Regions from separate parts of the Homo sapiens genome. Here regions 2 and 3 are each linked to region 1. A link is a loop called in an ENCODE intact Hi-C map of the cell type or tissue named here. Cell type or tissue: heart right ventricle. All regions are shown on one strand.

Region 1 (8,000 bases):
TCTTCAGTTAAGCAGATATATATTTAAGTCCATAAAGAACATATATACAAAGTGCCAGGCCCTGTACCAGAGACTAGAGCACCAGGGACAAACAGGACAGACAGCTTTTGATCTCTACCTGAGGGCTGCACAAAGTGCTCTGGGTCAGCACTGGGACTTAGCCATCTCCTTCTGTATTAGTCCATTTTCACACTGATGATAAAGACATACCCAAGACTGGGCAATTTACAAAAGAAAAAGGTTTAATTGGAGTTACAGTTCCATGTGGCTGGGGAAGCCTCACAATCATGGCAGAAGGCAAGGAGGAGCAAGTCACATCTTACATGGATGGCAGCAACCAAAAAGAGCTTGTGCAGGAAAACGCCCCCTTATAATAACCATCAGATCTTGTGATACTTACTGTCATGAGAACAGCATGAAAAAGAACTGCTCCCATGATTCAATTACCTCCCATCAGGTCCCTCCCACAATACGTGTGAATTCAAGATGAGATTTGAGTGGGAATACAGCCAAACCATATCTCCTTTTTTTGGAACAAGTCCTTTCCTTCAGTCAATAACTACATCCTGATTACCTACTATGCTCCAGAAACCCTATTAGGCTCTCTGCAGGGTACAAATAGCTACAGTCTTATCCTCAAACAATATTCAGAATAGCTGTGGAGCCAAGATACACAGAGTCACATGAAAAGATAAGTTAATAATGAAAGGAACTGGTACTTTCTGGCACTCTGGAATGTTCTATGTCTTGATCTAGGTGGTGCTTACACAGGTATCTACATATGTAAAAATTCAATCTACATATTTAAGATTTCTGTACATTTTAAGATTAAAAAGTAAGGCAAGGAATTATTTGTTTTACATGTATATATATCCTCATACAATTCCAAAAATGATTTGAACCTTTTTACAAAGATATGCACAATTACCAGATTGTAAAATAAATAAGGGAGAAAACTGGAGGAAAGAAAAATAAAGACAGGAAATAAAAATAAGCCAAAGTTAATGCTATTACTGCACCCAAGCACCGCCCCCCCAACCCCCGCCAAATACATGACATTAAGTGTCACTTGTTACTTGTGGTGGGCTACAATTCTGGCTCTGAGTCTATGAAAAGAGGGAGATGCCGGGCGCGGTGGCTCACACCTGTAATCCCAGCACTTTGGGAGGCCGAGGTGGGTGGATCACAAGGTCAGGAGATCGAGACCATCCTGGCTAACACAGTGAAACCCCGTCTCTACTAAAAAAAATACAAAAAATTAGCCGGGCATGGTGGTGGATGCCTGTAGTCCCAGCTACTCGGGAGGCTGAGGCAGGAGAATGGCGTGAACCTGGGAGGTGGAGCTTGCAGTGAGCCGAGATCGTGCCACTGCCCTCCAGCCTGGGCTACAGAGCGAGACTCTGTCTCAGAAAAAAAAAAGAGGGAGACATGACTCATGATGATCACAAGATAAAAACAAAATAGCAGCTCAGGAGAAGGCCACCTATTCTTGGTTTTGAGGACTGAGAGACATTTTTCCCCACGGGCCTGCATGAAAAAGACACTGTAAAATATATCAAATCATGTCCCCAATAACATCCATACAATATATTTCACAGTGCTTTTTGCTGGGTTGTTTCTCATAAAGTTTTTTTTTTTTTTTTTAATGTGGGATAGTGGTATAATAGCAGACCACAGTTCAACAAAAGCAATTATACAGGGACTAAAAGGACACAGGCCAGAATATGAAGTGTTATTTGAGTAAAATAGATATTCTCTTAGTTTCAAAGCAGGGGAGTAGAGATGCAATGTAGAGAAATTGAGAAAGCCTTCATTGAAAAGGAGATATTCAGCTGGACCTTGAACAAACATCGGAAGATATCAGATAAACTAACAGGAATGAAGAGGTCACTCAAAGAGGGACAGGTGCAACCAAGAGGTGGAAGAAAGAATATGAAAGAAAATAAGTCATCCAGGCTGGTTTATAATGAAAAAATGGGCAAGAAGACTGAGAAGGTAAGTTGAGACCAGACATTGGAGGTACCATAGGTCAGGCTAAGCAGTTAATTCATCATCTTAGAGATAAACGGTAGAGGGGAGCTGAAGTATTTCAGGCTTCTGGACAGAATAGTATTATGATAAAAGCTATTAATATTTAGGAAGATTCCTCTGACTGTCTTTGGCCAAATAAATTAGAAAAGCAAGTTTTGGGGGGGGTGGGGTGCAAAACAAAAAAGAAAAATTAGAAAAGCAAGAAGGACCCAAGTTAGAAAGCTCTTCCCTAAATTCTCTAGACAATGCCTCTGTGATAGAACTTAGAGGTATCCTATATTTACCTGCACACAGGTTAAGACTGGCTGAAGGTAATTGTTTCTAAGGCCACAATGAAGCCACACCCATAACCACCAGTTAGTTGCCTCTCCTGAGCCATGGTTTAAATTTAGGCTGTGGTTTGAAACAACAACAAAAAACAGCTAAAGAAACCAAGGAGGAAGTTTTGGATCTTTCTCAAAGCAACATGGAAAAGAAGGGAGAGATGGAAAACAAAATATTTTGGAAGGGAGTGGAAAAGATGACCTACTCATGGCACTAAAGGCATACAGGGCAAAGGAATGTGTATGTCTAGAACCAAAGAGCAGGGCTGCTTCTCTGGCGTCTCCAGGGGAAAGGAAAGATGTTATGCAAACCTGTATGAAAGGGGAATCACTTCCTCACATGGCTCAGGCTGTTGTTTACCAGAGTAACATTCGGGCTCCAACTGTCCTTTCTTATAGAGAAAGGCTGTCTCCTGCTGTTTGTGGATCCAAGGCCTGCTGAAAGCTGTTTAGAAGTGCATACCACTCCATGTGCAGCTCCTTCATTCCTTTGCTGTGTTTGCATGCCTCACCGAGCATATTCACTGTCCTATGCCTTGCACAAAACCCTCACGTTCCTTTTTGGAATGCCTCTGTGTCTCTGTGTGTACTTGAATCTCCAGGCCAATGAACATGAGCTTCCTCCTTCTCAGCACCTGAGGAAAGTTTAAACAAATGTAAAGGCATAAAAACCTTTCTTCTGTCCTGATCTAGTTGACTAATAATGTATATATTGTTTTCTGTTTTTGAAAAAACAAGAAAAAAAAAATCTCTCCCTGCCTTTGGAAAAAAGCATGACAAGAGGCTCCACCTGCTGGCCTAGGGGCTTCCAGAAGTTTCAGACCTATTATCTCAGATTGGAAATAACATCCATTCCTACTCTTCCCATTGGTAGTTTTGAAATATAGTGCCATGTCATAGTGTCCATGGACATCACTTGGTTTATGCAGTTCTCCAGCTATTCAAACAGTCTGTAAGCCAAATACTTCTGGTGCCATGAAAAGAGCATTAGACTAAGAGTCAAAAACTCTACAACTCCACCACTTACTATGACAATGACATTGGGAAAATGCTTTTCTCTAATTTTTCAGGTTTTTTTCAACTGTACAACGGGAATTACAAGCCTTTTCCTCTCCATCTTACAGGTTGGTGTTGAGAATCAAATTGAGAACATTAAGGACATGAACAACTTTGTAACTGAAACACCCTGTAGGAACAAACAAGAGCCATGGCTTTTAGCCTAGTGGAGCTTTGCTGTGAAGAACTTTAGGAAATCTCTTCTTGAAAGAAACTTTTCATGTTAGGGTAATTTCTACAAGGTCTTGGATCTTTGCTGACAGAAGGAAATTCTTCAAGTTGCATCCTTAATGTGATTTGCTCTCAATTCATCCTTAGATTGTGATGTTCCTCTACCTCTCCCAGTGTGGGAGTTGGTGGGGATGAAGAAGCCAGGAACTTTGGTAATAAATCAACCCAGAGGGCAGTTCTCCCTCTAAACTTCACATCTCACGTAAGGTAAATGATGAAAAAAAGCCCTTTCGCTTACTTTTGTAATTGGCCCTTTTCCATCCTACTAGCCACATAAATAAGTGGACTGGAAGGGCACCTAGAGATAACATAAAGCAATTCTCACACATGAAGGGCATGGTCTGAGCCTAAGGGACTCATGCAAAGTTAGCCAGCTAGCCAACTGGGCTTACACAGTTTTCAAGCTCACAGATGTCTAGGTCTAAACTTAGCAGAACTTATGAGACTCTGAGTAGCTCTGAGATCGTTACTCACCTTCCTATGACTTTGTTTACTCATTTAAAAATAGATATGGAAAATGATCCTACCTCAAAGGGCCCTAGGGTAGTGTGGGCACAAAAAGTACCTTGCCAAGTTATGACTCTTTATAAATGCGTTTAATTATTATCATTTAATTAGAATTTAGAAGTCTGTATTAAAGCCTAAGTTTTAGGATAGTTTTACATAAATGCAATTAGCTTATTTATATGCATTATGTAAAAAATATATTCATATATATTATAAATACCATATATTATAGAACATATGATATAGATAACATAATATATAACCCATATATATCATATTATAAATATATGTTATATAATATATAATGCATATAATTGTATGCACGTGTATTATAAAATTTTATAGACACTGAAGATATGATTACTATTATGAATATTCTGCTAAAAATTTGAAATAGGAAGCATCTAAATTATTTAAACATTTTAATTAATAAATTTCATTTTGTAGAGCAGTTTTAGGTTCACAGCAAAATTGAGCACAAAGTACAGGGTTTGCATTTACCCTGTCTCCACACTCACACAACTTCCCCTACTGTTACTCTCCTCATAGCACCATCATAATACATTTGTTATGATTGATGAGCCTACATTGACTCATCATCACCCAAAGTCCATGGTTTATATTAGAATTCACTGTTGGTATTGCTCATTCTGTGGGTTTTTGACAACTGTAGAATGACATGTATCTACCATTTTAGTAGCATATCGGATAGTTTCATTGTCCTAAAAATCTGCTGTGCTCTGCCTATTTATCTCTTCCTTCCTCCTAACCTGTGACAACTGCTGATCTTGTTACTGTTTCCAAAGTTTTGCTCTTTCCAAAATTTCATATAGTTGGAATCATACAGTATATGGTCTTTCCAGATTAGTTTCTTTCACTTAGTAATAATCATTTAAGTTTTCTCCATGTCTTTTCAAGGCTTGAAAACTCAATCTTTTTGGTGCATAATATGTCATTGTCTAGATGTACCATCATTTATTGATCTACTCACATACTAAAGGACATCTTGGTTGCTTCCAGCTTTTGACAATTATGAATAAATCTGTTATAATCATCTTGTGCAGGTTTTTGTATGGACAAATCTTTAATTGATTTGGATAAATATCAAGGAGCAAAATTGCTGCATCATGTGGTAAAAGCATGTTTAGTTCTGTAAAATACTGCCAAACTCTCTTTCTAGGTAGCTGTACCATTTTGCATTCCCACCATCAATGAATGCACATTCCTGTTGCTCCACATCTTCACCAGCATTTGATGTTGTCAGTGTTTTGAATTTTGGCCATTCTATTGGGTGTGTATCTCATTGATGTTTTAATCTGCAATTCTCTAATAATAAATGATATTAAGCATCTTTTCACATGCTTACTTACCATCTGTATATCTTCTTCCGTGAGGTGGCTTTTCAGGTCTTTTGCCCATTTTTATTTGGGTTGCTTACTTTCTTATTGTTGAGTTTTAAGAGTTCTTTGTGTATTTTGGATAATAGTCCTTTATCAGAAATGTCTTTTGCAAATATTTCCTTCCAGTCTGTGGCTTGTCTTCTCATGCTCCTGACATTGAGTTTCACAGATCAGAAATTTCCATTTTAATGAAGTCCATATTATCAATTCTTTCTTTTTTTAATTTAATTTTTAAGTTCAGGGGTACATGTATAAGTTTGTGCAGGTACATGTGCAAGTTTGTTTGACTTGTGTCATGGGTTTTTTTTTTGTACAGATTATTTTGTCATGGAGGTATTAAGCCTAGTACCCATTAGTTATTTTTCCTGAACTTTTCCCTTCTCCCGTCCTCCTCCCTCCAATAGGCCCCAGTATGTGTTGTTCCCCTCTAAGTGTCCACGTGTTCTCATCATTTAGCCCCCACTTATATGTAAGAACACCATGGTATTTGGTTTTCTGTTGCTGCATCAGTTTCATAAGGATAATAGCCTCCAACTTCATCAGTGTTTCTGTAAAAAACATAATGTTCTTTTTATGGCTGCATAGTATTCCATGGTGTATATGTACCATATGTTCTTTATCCAGTCTGCCATTGATAGGCATTTAGGTTGATTCCATGTCTTTGGTATTGTGAATAGTGCTGCAATGAACATACACATTCATGGGTCTTTATAATATAATAATTTGTTTTGGGGTGGGTATGTGACCAGTAATAGGATTACCAAGTCAAATGGTATTTCTGAGGAATTGCCACAGTGCTTTCCACAATAGTTGCAGTAATTTACACTTTCACCAACAGTGTATAAGTGTTCCTTTTTCTCTACAACTTCACCAGCATCTGTTATTTTTTACTTTTTAATAATAGTCATTTTGACTGGTGTGAGATGGTTATCTCATTGTGGTTTCAATTTGCATTTCTCTAATGATCAGTGATGTTGAGCTATGTTCCATATGATCACTGGTCACATGTATATATTCTTTTGAAAAGTGTCTATGTCCTTTGCCTGCTTTTTAATAAAGTTGTTTTTTTCTTGTAAATTTATTTAAGTTCCTTATATATTACTGGATATGAGACCTTGTCAGATGCATAGTTTGCAAAAGTTTTCTCCTATTCTGTAGGTTGTCTATTCACTCTGTTGATAGTTTTATTTGCTGTGCAGAAGCTCTTTCATTAAATTAGATCCCATTTGTCATTTTTTTCTTTTGTTGCAATTGCTTTTGGTATCTTTGTCATGAAGCGTTTGCCCATTACTATGTCTAGAATGGTATTGTCCAGGTTGTCTTCCAGGGTTTTTATAGTTTTGGGTTTTACATTTAAGCCTTTAATCCATTTTGAGTTGATTTTTGTATATGGTATAAGGAAGGGGTCCAGCTTCAAACTTCCACATATGGCTAGCTAGTTATCCAGGTGCCATTTATTGAATAGGGAGTCTTTTCCCCATTGCTTGTTTTTCTCAGCATTGTTCAAGACCAGGTGGTTGTAGGTATGTGGCCTTAATTCTGGGCTCTCTATTCTGACTATTGCCGTTGATTTATGTGCCGTTTTTGTACCAGTACAATGCTGTTTTGGTTGCTGTAGCTCTGTATTATAGTTTGAAGTTAGGTAACATGATACCTCCAGCTTTGTTTTTTGCTTAGCAGTGCCTTGGCTATTTAGGCTCTTTTTTGGATCCCTATGAATTTTAAAGTAGTTTTTTTTTAGTTCTGTAAAGAATGTCATTGGTAGTTTGATAGGAACAGCATTGAATCTATAAATTGCTTTGGGCAGTATCATCATTCCAATAATATTGTTTCTTCCTATCCATGATCATGGAAGGTTTTTCCATTTGTTTATGTCATTGCTGATTTCTTTGAGCAATGTTTTGTAGTTCTCATTGTAGCAATCTTTCACCTCCCTGGTTAGCTGTATTCCTAGGTGTTTTATTTTTAGGGGGGTGGGGGGCAATTGTGGATGGGATTGCATTCCTAATATGGCTCTCATCTTGACTATTGTTGGTGTATAGGAATGCCAGTGATACGTTGATTTTGTATCCTAAGACTTTGCTGAAGTTGTTTATCAGCTTAAGGGGCTTTTGGACTGAGACTATGGGGTTTTCTAGATATAGAATCATGTCCTCTGGAAACAGGGATAATTTGACTTCCCCTCTTCTTAATTGGATGCCCTTTATTTCTTTCTCTTGCCTGATTGCCCTGGCCAGGACTTCCAATACTGTGTTGAATAGGAGTGGTGAGAGAAAGCATCCTTGCCTTGTGCCGGTTTTCAAGGGGAATGCCTCCAGCTTTTGCCCATTCATTACGATGTTGGCTGTGGGTTTCCCTTAGATGGCTCTTATTATTTTGAGGTGTGTTTCCTCGATATCTAGTTTATGGAGAGTTTTTAACATGAAGGGGTGTTGAATTTTATTGAAAGCTT
Region 2 (8,000 bases), 660 kb after region 1:
CAGTCCCCCGCCTCCCTTAAAAAAAGTCATCCTGTCAATATTGGCTCTTAAGTCACACCCCCATTACCGGTCCACAGTGGCATTTCCCTTCCCCGTGTGCCCCTTTCTATACCCACTCATCTGGGCTTTGGATTGCCCATGATCTCTCCCTGCCTGGAAAAACTCGTGCAAACTTGCCCTTCACCAGGCACGCACGCACGGGTGGGCTTTCCCCAGGAGGGTCGTTTGGCGGCCCCGGGGACCCTCCTGGGCCTGGGAAACCCGGAGTATTTTCCAGCGCTCAGCCTCGGTGCCTCTGTATTATTTCGGTTCAGTCCCAGGGGCCCCGACCCAAGGATAATAAACAATGCCGCTTATTAGAGATACAAACGGGCACAGAAAAGAACCACACGGAAAAGCAAAGCACAGAGGCATTTTAACAAGTGGTTAGGCATTCAGGGCAGCCTGCGAAAGTGACGCAAAATTAAAAACGAAGGGCGTTTCTCTAAGAAAAAAACAGACTTTCACAGAATGCAGATTTTGTTAAAACATGATGGTTGGAACTACGTTTAGTTTGGTTTTGCCTCTGGAGATCAGTCGGAGTTGTTGCTACCTGCCCTTGCCTCGCTGCAAATCGCCACCCCCGCTGCCCCCAATTCCTATAGGGCGAAAGACCTGGGTGGGGTGGGGGGGGAAGTTGGGGGTCTTCTAGCTGTTGGCATGCTCTGATACCGTTATTCCAGATCTCTCAAGAATTGAAAACACGACCTCCTCTTTAGGGAGGGACAACAGGGGCTTTAGGGGGAGATGTATAATATCAGGCGCTGCCAGATGATTCAGAGATACAAAAAAAATTCCTCTTTCTTTTTAAAATGTAAATGCAGATACCTTATGGGCGCTGATCGTGAGAGTGGGGGCTAGGGATTCCTCCCTGGGTGCGGGTGTAACCAATTTCTGGTCTGCCGATGGCCTTGGGAAAGGGCCTCCCATCTGCTTCCAACAACCCCCTTACAATGTCAGAAAATCTTCCTGCCTGCAAATATTGGCACAAAGCTGTTTCGACAGGCGGTGCTGCTTTAAATAGGAAGGAGACCGCGGGGCAAAAGAAAGTCGCGACCTTTCTACCCACTAGACTACCTGCCTCCTATCCCCCAAAGGCCAAGCTTTGGCAAAGGAGACTCGGAGGGAAATCTCCCGTTCTGAGTGGCGTAGGAAATGAATCAGCTGTGTGTTCCAGGAACAAATCTTTAGTTGGTTTTCAGGAGTTGGAGTGCATAAAAAATAGGTATCCCCAGACTAGCTGCTAAGCAGGGAGAGGATCATGTTTGGGCATCTGCACCTCCTATGGTCCAGTCTCCCCACTTTTTTTGGTTGTTGTTAAGATAAAGTTTATGCTGGAAGAAACTTCAGAGGTGCTTTAGCCCAATTCTCTTGGGCAGTGGGTTCCTTCTGACTTTGCCGAAAGTAATTTGTCCAAAGGGCAGCTCTGCTCCTGGATCTGCCTAGGGAGGCCTGGTCTCAACAGCGCCAGCCCTGTGCCCCATACAGAACTCTCATCCTAGGGAGCTGGGCTAGGGCTGGCTGTGTCCGGGCCAGGGATGCCTGGACCTTGAATCACACCCCTTCTGCCTACCAAGGGCATCTCCCCTGTCAGGAAATGATCGTGGTGCCAACTGCACTCAAGGAACACCTCAAACCTTCTTTTCTCACCTCCCATCCTACGCTGATGGCCCTATACTGTTCACACATTGTTTCCTGATTTAATTTCTGTACTTGCTTTAGAACTTATTCAGCTATCTCCAGCCCTTTCTGTCTATCCTAGATGACAACTTCTCCTAGAAAGAGTTTCTGTCTGATGAACTCAAACTTAAGAAGCCTCCCTTGCAAAGACTGTGACTGAATTTTAGAAGGTATCTCAGGCATTTTGGGTGGTGAGCATGTTGTCCTGTCCTTCTCACCATTTTTCAAATCAAGTGGCTTGTGTCTCATTGCTTTACAGATAAAGAAACTGAGGCACAGATTCCTTCCTATGCAGGCCTTTGAAAAGCAGCTACTATGTTTACATAGATTCCAAGGGACTTGACTTACTAAAAGGCATACATGGATCTGAGAGCAGAGTGTGCCACAGACCCCGGGTCTCTTGATTTGAGGTCCCATTTGCCCACAGTTCTGACGGAAGTATATAGCTAACAATAAACTACTGTTGAGTGAGCATCAACTGTGCACCAGACCACGTACCATGCCAGATATGTTACATAAGTCATCTTTGCAGCAACGCTAAAGAGCATCATTAACCCCAATAAAATTTTAAAAATAAAATCATAAAAGGAACACATGCGTAAATCCAGATACTTCAAATAATAGAAAACAGCATAAAATGAAAGTAAAAGTCTCCTACCCTGCTCCGTCTCCTGGAATTACACTGATTTTTTCATTTTTTTTTGGTGATGTATTTGTATATATAATAGATGTTATCATTATTTTATGAGTGTGGAGTTGGGAGGCTCACCACCAAGATAACAAACCATGGCTACCTGTCTCCGGGCTCAGCACTTCCCGGTACTCTACATTAGCTAAGATGAACGTGGAAATAAAGAAGTGAGCGAGGCCACAGGTAAAAAGAAGAGTCGGGTCAGAATTGACATCACCGCTTCTTTTGCACTGTTCCTCCTGCCCCTGCCTGGCTCCTGAGACCACAGGCTCCCTCAGTGTATGTAATCTGATGATCTTCTATGGTGGCTGCATTTCTTCCAGGCCTTGGTGCAATTGGACAAGCAAGTGTTTCCATGCTCTGTCACCCGGGCCCTCAGTGCTGTTTCTACGCTGTACTAGGTCTGGTCCTGAGGCAAGCCTCTAAGCTTTAGATTTCACTGCTTATCTCTCAGCGTTGTTGAGAGGCTCCAATAACAGACAGGGAAAGGACTGTGTAAACTTGGAATCTCTCTATGTAAACATACAGCTGCTTTTCAAAGGCCTGCATAGGAAGGACCCTGTAGCCTTTCCCTCTGGAACAGAGGAGTTTCAGGAGTCTTTGTGAAAGAGTACGTTTTTGACATCTGAGGGTTTGCATTGTGTCCGTTTGTGTCTATAGGGGCAGGGTTAGGAGTATGTCTTAAAGTAGAAGAGGATGCTCATTTATTACTGAATCTTTGGAATCAGGAGACTTTGGCAAGGGTCAAGTGGATTTCTTTCTGCTGGAGGGCACACAGAGGCAAGCTGGTGGGGTTACAAGGAGGCAGTTATCCTGCTTGGGGTGCACCATGGGTTGGTGAGAATGGCAGAGGTATGGTGAAGGTGCTGCAGCCTGTCCCTTTGGGTAGGTAGCTACTACCAAAGGCTGTCCTTAGACTGTAGGGGCAGACAGAGGGTGGTGAGGGATAGGTCCAGGCCGCGTGAGCTTCCCAGACATGTTATTTAATTTGTGATTGTTTTTGTGCGTGGAAAGGGGAGGGATATTAGAGGATAGATGTGACAGTTCTTCTGGGAAGCTGGTCCTGTTCTATAGGGTTCTTCATTCAGGAAGAATAGCCAAAAACATCCTGAGTTCAGAGGCCTGCAAGTGAGAACAAATGGTGGACCACTGCTAGGGTGTCCTTGGCAGAGCGGGGGAGCTCCTGGAGAGGGGTCTCTGAACTGCTGCATCCCTGCACCCTGAGAATCTGAGCATGAGGAGGAAGCAGAAAATGGCTTTAAGGCGAATGAAGGGGGCTGGGGAGTGGGCTGGTTCCAATGAGAGAAACTGAAAGGAGGGAAGTCAGATTTTTCTTGACGGCCCAGTCTGGCTTCATTCTTCAATACCTGTCAGGACAAAGGCTGCTGCGCCCCCTGGTGTCCGACTGGCCGCCGATGCCTGCGAGCTGACGTGGAGACCCGCAGGCGGTGAGACCCGGGGACCAGCTGGAGGAGTCCACGGGTCAGATGCCTTTTCTTCCATTTGCTAAGGGAGTTGAAGTTGAAATAGCCGTTGCTTTGTCCGTTCTAGAGTCCAAATAGAGACTCTAGTGGAGAGCGAGAGGGGTTTTGTCTTTTTTTTTTTTTTTTTTTGCATGCAATTGAGGCTGACAGGACAATGCCTGTTTAGAAGTAGCCTGGTGCAGTGGAAAGTACGCTCATCTGAAAGAAAAGACCTGCATTTTAGGTGGAGAGCTGATCTGGGGCAAATCACTTAAAATGTTCCAACCTCCCCTTCCTTCTCTAAAAACCAAAGGGGTTACAGTAAGATGTCTGTAAGGTGTTGTCTGAACTCTAATGTTGATTGGGATTGATTAAATCACTAATACACCGCACCCTATTTTCTCAGAGCCTTGCAAATTTGACATTATTTTTTCAATCTACAGGCAGGTGCAAATGTTATGTTTCAGCATCATGAGTTCCCTAATTGTGAGCAAAGATTTTAGTGTCTCCTTTCCTTTTAAAAATAAAAAAATAGCTCTTTTGAGCACAGAACCTCCCTCACCACCACCTTTTGTGGAGCCTCCTGCAAGAAAGCTGCAGAGTGAACAGGGCTTCAGTCTCTGCTCTGTTTCTTTTAAAAATAAAGTACTAAAGTATTGTGCTGGAAATTCTGCTACTAAGTGTTACATGTGGTAGGTGTGAATATATGCTTCAATAGTTCCAGGCACAAGACCAAAATCTTCCCCAGAATTAGCAGAGTTTTCAGCTATAATCTGGCTAACATTTTTCTACAAATAGGTACAAAGACCAATTTGAGAGTACGGTCTCTCTAAGGGGCTACATGGTTGGGTTTCCATTGAAATTTAGGGCCATCCCTTGTACAGTCAGGTGAATTTTTAAGTGGGATCAGCCCTGGGGAATAATTATGTAGTCGCTGAGGGTTTTTCTCTCCTAAAATCTCCAAATCTAGTTTCTGAGGTGAGCAGTCAGTTATACCTCATGGCAATTTTTTCCTTCAGCATTGCATTTAAATGGTTATCTCTATGTAATGGGTACTCTGTGTGTGTGTGTGTGTGTGTGTGTGTGTGTGTGTGTAGAAATGGATTGTCCCGTGAAGGATCACTTGAACAGCAACCTTAGCTTTACAGATGTGAAGGGAGTGTGTAGCCCTTGTCCTGTTGTGAACACTGTCACTATTCCTTGTGCGGCAGGGGAGGAGCAGGTCTCTCTAAATGAGAGAAGCGAACCAGAGGAAGAACAGCAGCACAAATGAGATGACCTATAGCAACCGACCCCTGCTTCAGGGATGGGGAGATGCTGTGTGTGTGTGAGCATGTTTGGGTTGGAGTAAGCACAGTGACTTGGAACACTGCACCCCTCCCCAAAGGGAAAAGCTGTGTTACAGGCTGAACTGTGCCACTCCAAAATCACCCTTGATACCTCAGAATGTGACTGTATTTGGAGATAGGGCCTTTAAGGGGGTACTTAAGTTATTATGAAGTGGGCCCTAATCCAGTATGACTGGTGGAGTCCCTGTAAGAAGTGATTAGGACACAGACATGTATAGAGGGAAGACCATATGAAGACGGAGTAGGTAGCCATCTACAAAGAAAGAGGCCTCGGAAGAAACCAACCCTGCTGACAACTTGATCTCAGACTTGAGCCCCTAGAATTGTGAGAAAATAAATTTCTGCTGTTTAAGCCACCCAATCTGCAGTATTTTGTAATGGCAAGCGCAGCAAACCAATACAACAAGATGATACTCTGCACCAGCCCATTATGTACAGCCATTTGGAGATGCAGACCCAGGGTTACCAGATTCTCTATTTGAAGAATCTTTTGCTTTTTAAATATTGGCAGCAGGGCTGGCTTCCTGGGTGTGTGTCCTTTGCAGTCACACGGGATCCCATACTTAGAAGTGCCCCACGTTGGCTTAAATACCCTGCTTGCCTGGCCGGCTGCAGTGGCTCACGCCTGTAATCCCAACACTCTGGGAGGCCGAGGCAGGTGGATCACAAGGTCAGGAGTTCGAGACCATCCTGCCTAACACGGTGAAACCCTGTCTCTACTAAAAATACAAAGAAATTAGCCAGTCGTGGTGGCGGGTGCCTGTAGTCCCAGCTACTCCGGAGGCTGAGGCAGGAGAATGGCATGAACCCGGGAGGCGGAGCTTGCAGTGAGCTGAGATCACGCCACTGCACTGCAGCCTGGGTGACAGAGCGAGACTCCGCCTCAAACAAACAAACAAATAAAAAAAAAAAAAAAAGGCCAATTTGCAATTCTTAAACTTTCAACAACGGGCTTGCATTTTTGCATTGCACTGGTCCCTCACAAACTGTGTGGCCAGTGCTAGCTGACAACTAGTACACGTTTTAAATAATGTGCATATTAAGATTATGGGGTCCCAAACAAAATATGCCTGAGGCTGGGGCAGCGTGAGACACTAGTACGCACTTTTTGTCACTAACTGGATTAAAACTTCCCATTCTCTGGTAGTCACTAGGAGGGAACTTATGGATCCCAGAGGTTTTCTTGAAGTGGGAAAAAGAAAGGCACAGATACTCCCCAGGATGTTATTTCCCAAGATTCCACATGAGCTAGTGTGGCTCGGACCAAGATTTTCTTTTCCCAGGGATGGATACTGAGGATTTCACAATAAGAATATCTTGAGAAAAGGCCCCACACGAGGAACTAGTGTTTGGGGTTGAGGGCTAAGTTTAGCCCTGCATGTGGCTGATGCTGGTGGGCTTTGGGAAGCTGGAGCTGAATATGCTACCCAGAATGGTCAGCAAGGCCCTGAGGGGCAGTGCAGCCCCGTGTAAAAACAGCACCGAGACAGAGCAAGAAACAACAGTGAGAGCAGGACTGATTTCGTCTCCTGTTTTTTGCCTGGGGTTTACGAGCAGGACTCCTCTCTTGCACTCCACCAGTTTCAGGATTATTAAGGGGTCCTCAGCTGGGGTGAGTTAGGAGGGCTGAGCTGGAGAGTAAAACTGGATGGTCTGAGGGTCTGGGTGATCCTGAGCACTTAATTATGAATAATGATACACTTCAGTTTTATAGTGCATGCCATACCAGTGGATTCTAATTTGGAAGGGAAACTTTTGCTCTTGCTGAAAGGAATGTCAGTCACCGGTGAGTGGTCATGGGGCTGTTATGGGGAGATCCTGTTTTTAAGGATATACACTGATTTATAGAAGCTCACTGAAAATATTATAGCGGAATGTTTGGTCAGGAGGTCTGCTTTTCTAGTTCTATTTCTGCTCAGTACTGGCTAACTGAAGAGTGTAAATTTTAAAAGAAGTAATTTCTTATGCACACTGTGCAAAATCCCTCAGGGGAATGAGTGAAAGACTGTTTGAAATGCTCTGAATTTCTTGGAAAAGAGTTGCTGTATAAATTAATATAGGGCCTTCTTTTTCATTGCAGGTCTGCAGGACACACCAAAGAACTCCTCCAAGTCACACAAGGGAGAAAATTAACTTCATTGGCTTCTATCAGGAAAGCTATTTTTTTTTTCCTCTTCTTTCCTGCAAGTTTCCCAAACCCCATGACTCTGATTTCCAGGTCAGAGACTAAGGTTTTATTTTTCTTACTCTGTATACTTTATATGTGGAGAGTCCCTGAAGGAACACTGTGATGGGCTGATTACTGTGAGCCAGTTGTGGGCCAGACCTGGCCTCAGGTGCTGCAAAGGGAATTCAGTCACCCCTGTGCAGTGATCTGTGAGCCCCAAGTCAGATCCAACTTTTTCCTGATAGACAGCACCCTCCTCCTCCCTACCAAGAAATAGCAGGGTTGGAGGTAGTGACCCAATATTCAAGAGGTTTGAAATTCTACATGAGATATTTCTGAGTTAACTCCTAAATAGCAGTTTCCTTAATCATGTGGAAAATAAGAACACTTACTAAAGAGACCATTGGTTTAAGAGAAATGGAAACTTATGTCCACGTAAAAACCTGTAAATGAATGTTCACAGCAGCCTTTTCATAATAGCCAAAAAGGGAAAGCAATCCACACGTCCATCAACCAATGAATGGATAAACTTAACGTGGGATATACGTGTAATGGAATGCTATTTGGTGAAGAAAGAAATGAAATATTAATACATGCGTTAACAAGGATGG
Region 3 (8,000 bases), 230 kb before region 1:
CATAAAGTCTTTGTCTGTAATTAAGATAGACACATAGCTGGTTGATTAAATGATATTGAATGATATTTTCTTTATCCCTGAATCCATCAGGGCTGGGCACTTGTAGAAGGTGAAGAAAAATGTTGATAGATTCAGGTATGCTTTGAATGTAGTAGGAATTTAATATTTATTCACCTAGTATATACAGACCATATATACACATTTAAATATATAATTATTGCACTGCTCAAGAATAATATTGTTTATTTCCTGTTAACATCCATCTAGAAGAAGAAATATTTAAGTCATATAGTAGAGCCTATCATCGATCAGGATTAGCAACCAATGAGGCCAGTGAATCTGACTCATTTTGCTCATTATTATTGCTGTTTATAGTTTGTATTCAAATTCAAAGACCAGATTCCTAATGAGTGGTTAAAGCCTAGGATGGTGCAGTGATATGGTTGGTTTTGGGGATTATATACCAACAGCCTGGATAGCTAGAGTGACCCAAACTAAGCAAAGAACCTTTTCATGTGTCACTGCATTTCATTGTATGACATGATTCTACCACGATATTTTATAGATACAGTGACATGATGCATTAATAGAAACAGAATAGTTATTCTGCAAGATGTATCTTGTCTTGTTGGCTGGACATGTAAACTGAAGATCCTGTAAGTATTCTTAGAGCCATGGACCTACCATAATATTAAGGAGTAAAGAAAAATGAGGTAGAACACACGTTTTCTATTCTCTTACTTTTGATTCTCATATAAGTCAGTGTTGGTGCACTGAAATGGTGGCAGCAGAATCATAAGTTTATTTAAGTTGTAATTATGGAATCTGAAAGCTGGAAGAAAACTTGGAGGTGTCCAGTCAACTTTCCTTATTATAGATGAGAAACTCAGGACCTGGAAACTTTACCCTTTCTTATCTCCGGAAACTAGAGTCTGAAATCCAAGCCACAATTCCTACGGCTTTTGTCTCCTTTATCTGCCCCATTGACTCATTAAGGCCAAATATATGTTATTAAGTAAAAACAAAGTTTATGCATGTTCTTGCTATGTAGCTAATTTATTAAACCTCCAAATTTAACTTCCATCTACTTCCAAACTCCCCAATGCCACCCAATACTCTCTGGTTACCAGAAATTTTAATTATTGTCCATGGCTGAAAATCCTTCCTTCTACAAACATTATAGTGGTCTTAATTTTTCTGGAAATTACCTAAGAATATAGAGGAACCCCAAATAAAGGGGCATTTCTAAAGTTATTCTTAAATTTTTGATTGGCTCCATGAAGATTCTGTGGTGTGTAGACAAAAGCCACTTCTGAATTTTATCCCCTTTTATTCACTTGACTGCTTCTCCAGAATCCATTCTGTTAGAGGAGACTCACCCACACCAAAGAGTCCTGGCCACACTGAGGTAGAGAAGAAGGCTATGAGGCCCTCTGGACCAGATGCACACTGCTCTGGAGTTGGATGTAAGCAACGACGGCTCTGCAATGCAGTGCAACAATGGGACTCATGATGTGTTACAGTGGGTAGTAATGGAGTATTACCCTATGGCTTCTAAATGTGCAATGAGAAGCCACCAACTATTTATGTATCTAATGAGCAAATCACACACACACACACACACACACACACATACACACACACACTTTAATTTTTATTTACTGTAAACTGGTTAGGTTCTTCAAGCACACAGAAAAAATCGAGTCTTAGAAGTATTCAATTTGCAATTTGCTTCTTATTTATTGCCAAAGTGAGCGCAAAACCAACAATAATGAAATGGTAGAGCTCTACTATCCTGCTCTGAGAGTTGCTTTTTTGCACAAGAAGCATTTTCCAGAGTTGTTTTGTATAGGTCCTTGGACACCACTTCAGTGTTAATGGTTCTGAGATGTGGGGGCTTACACTGAAGTAGACTAAATGTCCATGCATTTTGCTTAATATTGAAAAAGATCTTGTGTATGTTTAACTAGAGGGTTGCATTAGTGTTCAGAATGCATATTTTTATCTTCGTCACATCTCAACGGATTCTAATGCTTGTTGGGGGGCACCCCTTAGTCCCTGTGTCACCAAGGAGGGGCTGCCTGGTGAGATTTTCACATGGCATAATTCTGGCAGTACCTCTGGGGATTCCACCATCCGACCCAAGCCTGGTCTCAGAGTTTTCAAAATGTCTCCAATTTTATAAATGCACTTTCAATTAAAGATAGTCATTCCCCAGTAGTTAATTAAGGAAGTTTGTATTTTGTCATTCCCTGCTTGGAACAAGTGAACAGCTCAGTTTCAGCGTGGGAACAGGAGGAAAAAGAGGAATGCAAGAAGGGCTTGTGAGGGTACATCTGCAACTAGAACTGAAGATTGGACAGTTCCCACATAGGCAAATTCTGTTAAGGCAAGTATGTGATCACATGAAATCAAGCAATACTGTTATATTAAAGAATACAAATAAAGAGACTTCTCCAGAGAATATTTTGTTGGGAAATGTAAATAGATAGGGAAAAATAAGTTTAAGTCTTGCAAAATTTTAGGTTTGATTTTCTGGGAATTTGCCACATGATAAAGCCTAACAGAGAATTCTAGATATTATTCTAAAAATATACTGAGTTTACACAGTTTTATTTGCTTTTTGTACTTAAAGGGGGTAATAATACTTATTTATAAAATTCTGAAAGTGAGACATGCTTTCAAGAATTGACAGATTTCAGAAGATAATTGCAAGGGCTATTTGTAAAAGTTCAAGTTTGGCTGAAAGGTCATTGGTTGAGAATTGCATCTTTATGCTGCTTCTTTATAGCATTTATAACTATATAGTATATTGTTTCTATATCTATATATTATATGTAGATATCTTCAAATATGCATCTTATAAGTATATTTTTGCTTAAAAATGCTTAGTAAAGAACTCTAATTTCAAACCCTGAGTATATAAAATGATGCACAATTTCACCAGAATTTCAGAATAAAAAAGGCTCAGATGTTTTTGGAATTAGAATAATCTTTGAAGGAAAATCCCAAGTTTACCATAACCAATAGGAATAAAAACTGCCCTAGGTAGAGAGAGATTCAGCTCTCTGGTAGATTAGCTAGTGGGCTAAATCGCTGGCAAATTAATTTTATATTCCCTAATAATTAGCTTTGTTAATCTTGTGCCCTAAGAGACTTTCTATTCATGGAATCACAAACAGCATTTGTTGTTGAAAAATACTAACACTAGTGAAACCTAACCCAGAAATAGACCCTATTAAAATATGGCTAACTGAGTTTCATGTCAAGGCTAAGTAAAAAATACAGTAAAATAAAATAAAGCCAAATTTGTCTAAGGTGGTGGAATGTGTGGGAGGGCATGGCAGAGTATGAGATGTTTAATTTTCTGGAATAGCATCCTGTATCTCTTCCACCTCCTAAATGGCCACTGTGGAAAGCAATGTCATAGACCCACCATTAACACACCGTCTTGCTGTGTCTCACATCTGATTTGGTCCCCAAATCACCCAGAGAAATCAGCACAGCTGGCAGCTGTTTTTTTTTTTTGTTTGTTTGTTTGTTTGTTTTGAGACAGTCTCACCCTGTTGCCTAGGCTGGAGTGCAATGGCACCATCTCGGCTCACTGCAACCTCTGCCTTCTGGGTTCAAATGAGTCTCCTGCCTCAGCCTCCTGAGTAGCTGGGATTATGCCACCACGCCCATCTAATTTTTGTGTTTTTAGTAGAGACAGGGTTTCACCATGTTGGCAAGGCTGGTCTCGAACTCCTGACCTCGTGATCCACCCGCCTCAGCCTCCCAAAGTGCTGGGATTATAGGCGTGAGCCACCGCGCCCGGCCTGGCAGCTGGTTTTGATTGAGAACTATGGCATTAAAAGCAATAGTAGCAGTCGGCCGCTGCTGATAGTGAACTACCTTTTCCTGTAGAATAGAGAGCTAATTATTTGTCTTGAGATTTCTTCCTCTCTTCAAAGGAAACCACTTTGATTCCTCCAAAGTTGTCAAGCATAAAAGAGCCCTGCCCCCAAATTGGGATTGCCTTTTTTCATTTTCCTCATGTTTTCTGAGATTTTCACTGTTGTTACTCTGGTCTGCATATCCTGTTTTTCTGCTTCTACTCAGACATGCCAATTAAAGAAAGATACAGTTTATTTAAAAAATATGGTCCTAGTATTGACTGTAAAGAGAGCTCTTAAACAGACCTGAACTCTTCATTGGGATTAGCTGAATGTAGTAAGTAAATCCCATGTTGAATGGTGACCTTGTAAAGTCTCCAACAAGCAGGGCTGTATTGAACTTTGCAGCAGCTTAAGTGAAACAAACCTGCTTCTTCCCTGGGGCATAGTCCTGGGGCAGGCTATGTAATGGGCAAGATACCCACTGCAAGAGGCTGCAAGAATGGTCTAATGTATTCATTTCCAAAATGTGGTCCCTAGACCAGCAGTTTCAGTGTCATTTGTTGCACATTCTGAAGCCCCTGACAAATCTGGGTGCTCAGCACACTGTTTCAGCAAGTGCTTCAGGTGTTTCTGATGCATGCTAGCATTAGAGAACCACTAATCTAGTGCATAACAGGCTTTACATCGACACCTGTCTATGTAAGCATAGTTTAGCTTCACTGTAGGGGAAAGACAGCATCTTGAATTGTAAGAAAAGTTGGATGGGCAGATAAGTCAATGGGGAAAAAGCACCCTTATATCTTGACTATGTAAGGACAGCCTGATACTTAGATATTTCTCCTTCTCTTTCTTTTTCTTCCCTACCACACATCTGTCACACACACACACACACACACACACCCCACACACACACCAGTTTACAGATACTGTACCATTCTTTCCATAATTAGTTGTTACTATACATTAGACACCATTGCAGAAATTCAGAATACTGTAATGAACAAAATACACTAAGCCCCTGATGTCATTCTGCTTATAATCTCATAGGGGAGAACTTCGAGCCCATAAGCAAGTGAATACATGCAGTGCAATAATGGGGCCGGGAGTGTAGGGAGTGACAGGGTAGGGATGGGGTGCTATTTTGGATAATGTGGGTAGGGAAGTGTAGATAACTCTTGAGCTCCAGCTCATATCTTCTCAGCTCTTTCTTATTTCATACTTCCCTGCATCAGTCAGATTCACATAGGCATCAACTAACAACACTTCAATTTAGAGTTACCTTGCATCTCCAGTCTCACACCACCTCAGTTTCATTGTACTTTGCATCTCTAGTATGCACAGGGGATTCTCTGCCCTACTGAGAATTATCCGTCGTAGCCATCTTGGTACATGCATGTGCTCACTTGCTCAAGGAGGGTAACATGGCATGGGGCAACCCTTGACCAATTGGAGATGAGGGGCTGGTGGATAAATGCTCCCCTTTTTCTCATCTGGGAAGATTATTCTGGGGAGCATTCTACATGATTCTTGAAGGGAGTCATCTAGACTGAACTCTGGTTACCTACAACAGTGGTCAGATATCATAACGTACCTTGATTTAGATTTTTCTACTTCATCCATGACTTCTTTCCCTGGGATCGAGTCCCTCCCAAACCACTTGAATTCAGGCCTTTTCTTTGGCTGGGCTTTTGGGAGAACCTGGACCAAGACAGTAGCCATCTCTGAAGAGGTGGTATTTTGGTTGAGATGAAAGAGACATGGGGAAGTCATGCACATAGCTTGAGGAAGAGTGTTCCAGACGAGAACAAATGTTGTGAGACAGGAATATGCTTGGCATGCTGAAGGATGAGTGTGCAGGCTGGTGTAGCTTGTGTGGAGTAAGCATGGGGGAAGAATGAACGTGGTAGGGGATACGGTGCAAGAGGAAGCAGGATGCCCGCTCACGCGGGGCCTCAAAGGCCATCAAAGAGATTCTGGCTTTTCCTTTGAGTGAAATGGAAAGAGAATGGGGGATTTTGGGCACAGGAGGGGCATTAATCTGAAAGATGGTTTTAAAGGATCACCCTGGCTCCTCTAGGAGAGCAAGGGTAAAATCAGCAAAACTACTGAGGAGGTTTTTGTAGCAACTCCGGCAACTTGGACTGTGCTGGTAGCAGTGAAGGTGATGAGCTGAGAGAACTAACCGTTGAATTGGATATGGGGTGAAAGAGAGGAATTAAGGATGTATCCAAAACTTTTTTCCATTCATTTTGAATAATTGAAATGAATGGGGTTGCCAGTGAAAGTATTGATGAGAGAATTCCTGAGCAAAATAGAGGAAACCTGATTTTAAGAAAAGAAAACCAAAACATGTTGATTTGTATTCTGGTTTATGAGTAACAGTCTAACAGTTATGACCACTGGAGAGTCAGGCATTATTCTTAGCCTATAAACTAAACAGGGACATTGTCCAGAATAGTGGAAATTAAACAGGCCATCATCTTTTCTGAAGACATAGCAGACGTCAACATGATAGAAGCAAGTTTTAAAATAATATAGTATATAGTTTCAATAATATTTATAATAACCATTTATTACATCAACCACTCTTCTTGAATTATTATAGTTAATCCTTAAAACAATCTGAAAGTTAGGTATATTTATTCTAATTTTATAGATTATAAAATTGGCAAATAGTGTAGCTAAGTAACTTCTCTAAGGTCTCACTGCCTTAAAAAGAACACATCTGTGATTCAAGCCCACATCTTCCTGACTCAACTAATTTTTACTATTGACCACCGGATCTCCTTGTCTTCTTCCCATCTTTTTCATAATGGCCTTCCAAACCTTAACTCCTCAACTTCTGCCAGCTTAGGTGAGGCTGACAGTTTCTTTCTCTCATGGTTTTAACACAGAAATTTATTTCTCTATCCTGTAATAGTGAAATGCAAGAATTCCATAGATTCACAGTAATGAAACCTTGACTCTTTCTGTCTTGTTGCTATGGTAGTGTTTTTTTTTTTTTGTCTTTTGTTTTTTGTTTTTTTTTTTGAGACAGGGTCTTACTCGGTTGCCCAGGCTGGAGTGCAGCGATGTGATCCCAGCTCACTGCAGCCTCAAGTGATCCTCAAGCGTTCCTCCCATCTCAGTCTCCCAAGTAGCTGGGACCACAGGTGTCTGCAACCATGCCTGGCTAATTTTTGCATTTTTGGTAGAAAGGGGTTTCTCCATGTTGCCCACTCTGGTCTTGCACTCCTGAGCTCCAGCGATCCACCTGCCTCGGCCTCACAAAATGCTAGAATTATAGGTGTGAGCCACCGTGCCTGGCTGGTAGTTTCTTTTTAACCACTTTTTTTCCCCACCTTCTCTGCAATAGGACTTTGACCAGGCTTAGTAGATAGATTCAGCATCAGGTGCAAAACTATTCTACCCTAAATATGCCGCTATAAGTAATTATACCAAATTGGTTTTCTTTCACCATTTCACTCATCCCTTCATCACCTACCTCTATACTCTTCTAAGATTATTTTCTCTTTCTTCATTTCAATGCATCTTTCTCTCAAAGGCCTGAATACGAATGGTAAAATCATTTTTGGGGACAAATGTAAATGGCTCTAAAATGGAGCAAAATATACCAGCTGACATGGTGTAGAGACTGTTTTTGACTCAACTTCCTCCCTTTCTTTCCTAGTATTTGCAATGTGGGTCGATTTCCCACATTGGGAAATTGAGTTGAGTCACATGGTGACTCACCTGGTGGGTCAAGGTAGTGCCCTGCATTTGCATCCCATTCAGAAGGCTGGGGGTAAGTCCAGCAAGACCTCTAACCAAAGAAGTTCTGAGGGCAGGCTGGATACTAAGAGGTGCCCACTTATAGGGCGCCATGATTTTAGAGGGAAAATTCAAGTTATAGTCAAGAAGAAGAACCCAAACCAGTCAGAAAGCAGGACCAAGTTCAGGCCTGAAGAACGTAGTGAGCTTGTAAATAGAAGAATGTGTAATAAGGCTATGAGCCAGAATGACCAGAAACACGTGAAGCGTAGTGTGTAGGGTAGGTTAGGACAAGTGGTTCAGACTAAGATTGTGTCTGATCAGAGGGTAATGGAAATCTGTTTTTATGACATGCCAGCTGCTTGGTACAAG

Evidence for each region. Peaks named below come from ENCODE experiments on the same cell type or tissue, not always from the same donor. Only the 100,000 strongest peaks of a DNase experiment are listed, where the experiment ranks them.
Region 2: it touches region 1 in a loop (2.4-fold over the local background); 9 of 110 quality-filtered maps call a loop at or near these places.
Region 3: it touches region 1 in a loop (2.4-fold over the local background); 34 of 110 quality-filtered maps call a loop at or near these places.

The regions. Positions count from the first base shown.
Region 1 is chr9:13,686,048-13,694,047 of GRCh38, forward strand. No RefSeq gene overlaps it. Among named protein-coding and RNA genes, the nearest start is that of LINC00583, 240 kb to the right of the region's middle. RefSeq lists an enhancer at 2,479-3,019. In heart right ventricle, a CTCF peak has its summit at 3,150 (motif pointing left); no DNase peak of the experiment used is centred here; H3K27ac peaks cover 744 bases.
Region 2 is chr9:14,349,850-14,357,849 of GRCh38, forward strand. NFIB-AS1 (NFIB antisense RNA 1) reads left to right here. Exons shown (of 2, transcript NR_186536.1): 2 at 7,303-8,000. It also overlaps a transcript of NFIB not described here. Among named protein-coding and RNA genes, the nearest start is that of NFIB-AS1, 37 kb to the left of the region's middle. RefSeq lists an enhancer at 5,933-6,432. In heart right ventricle, a CTCF peak has its summit at 3,815 (motif pointing left); DNase peaks (open chromatin) are centred at 1,563 and 3,802; H3K4me3 peaks cover 3,723 bases; H3K27ac peaks cover 7,076 bases.
Region 3 is chr9:13,451,670-13,459,669 of GRCh38, forward strand. All of the region lies in intron 3 of LOC105375977 (a long non-coding RNA gene), which reads left to right. Among named protein-coding and RNA genes, the nearest start is that of LINC01235, 24 kb to the left of the region's middle. In heart right ventricle, no CTCF peak of the experiment used is centred here; no DNase peak of the experiment used is centred here.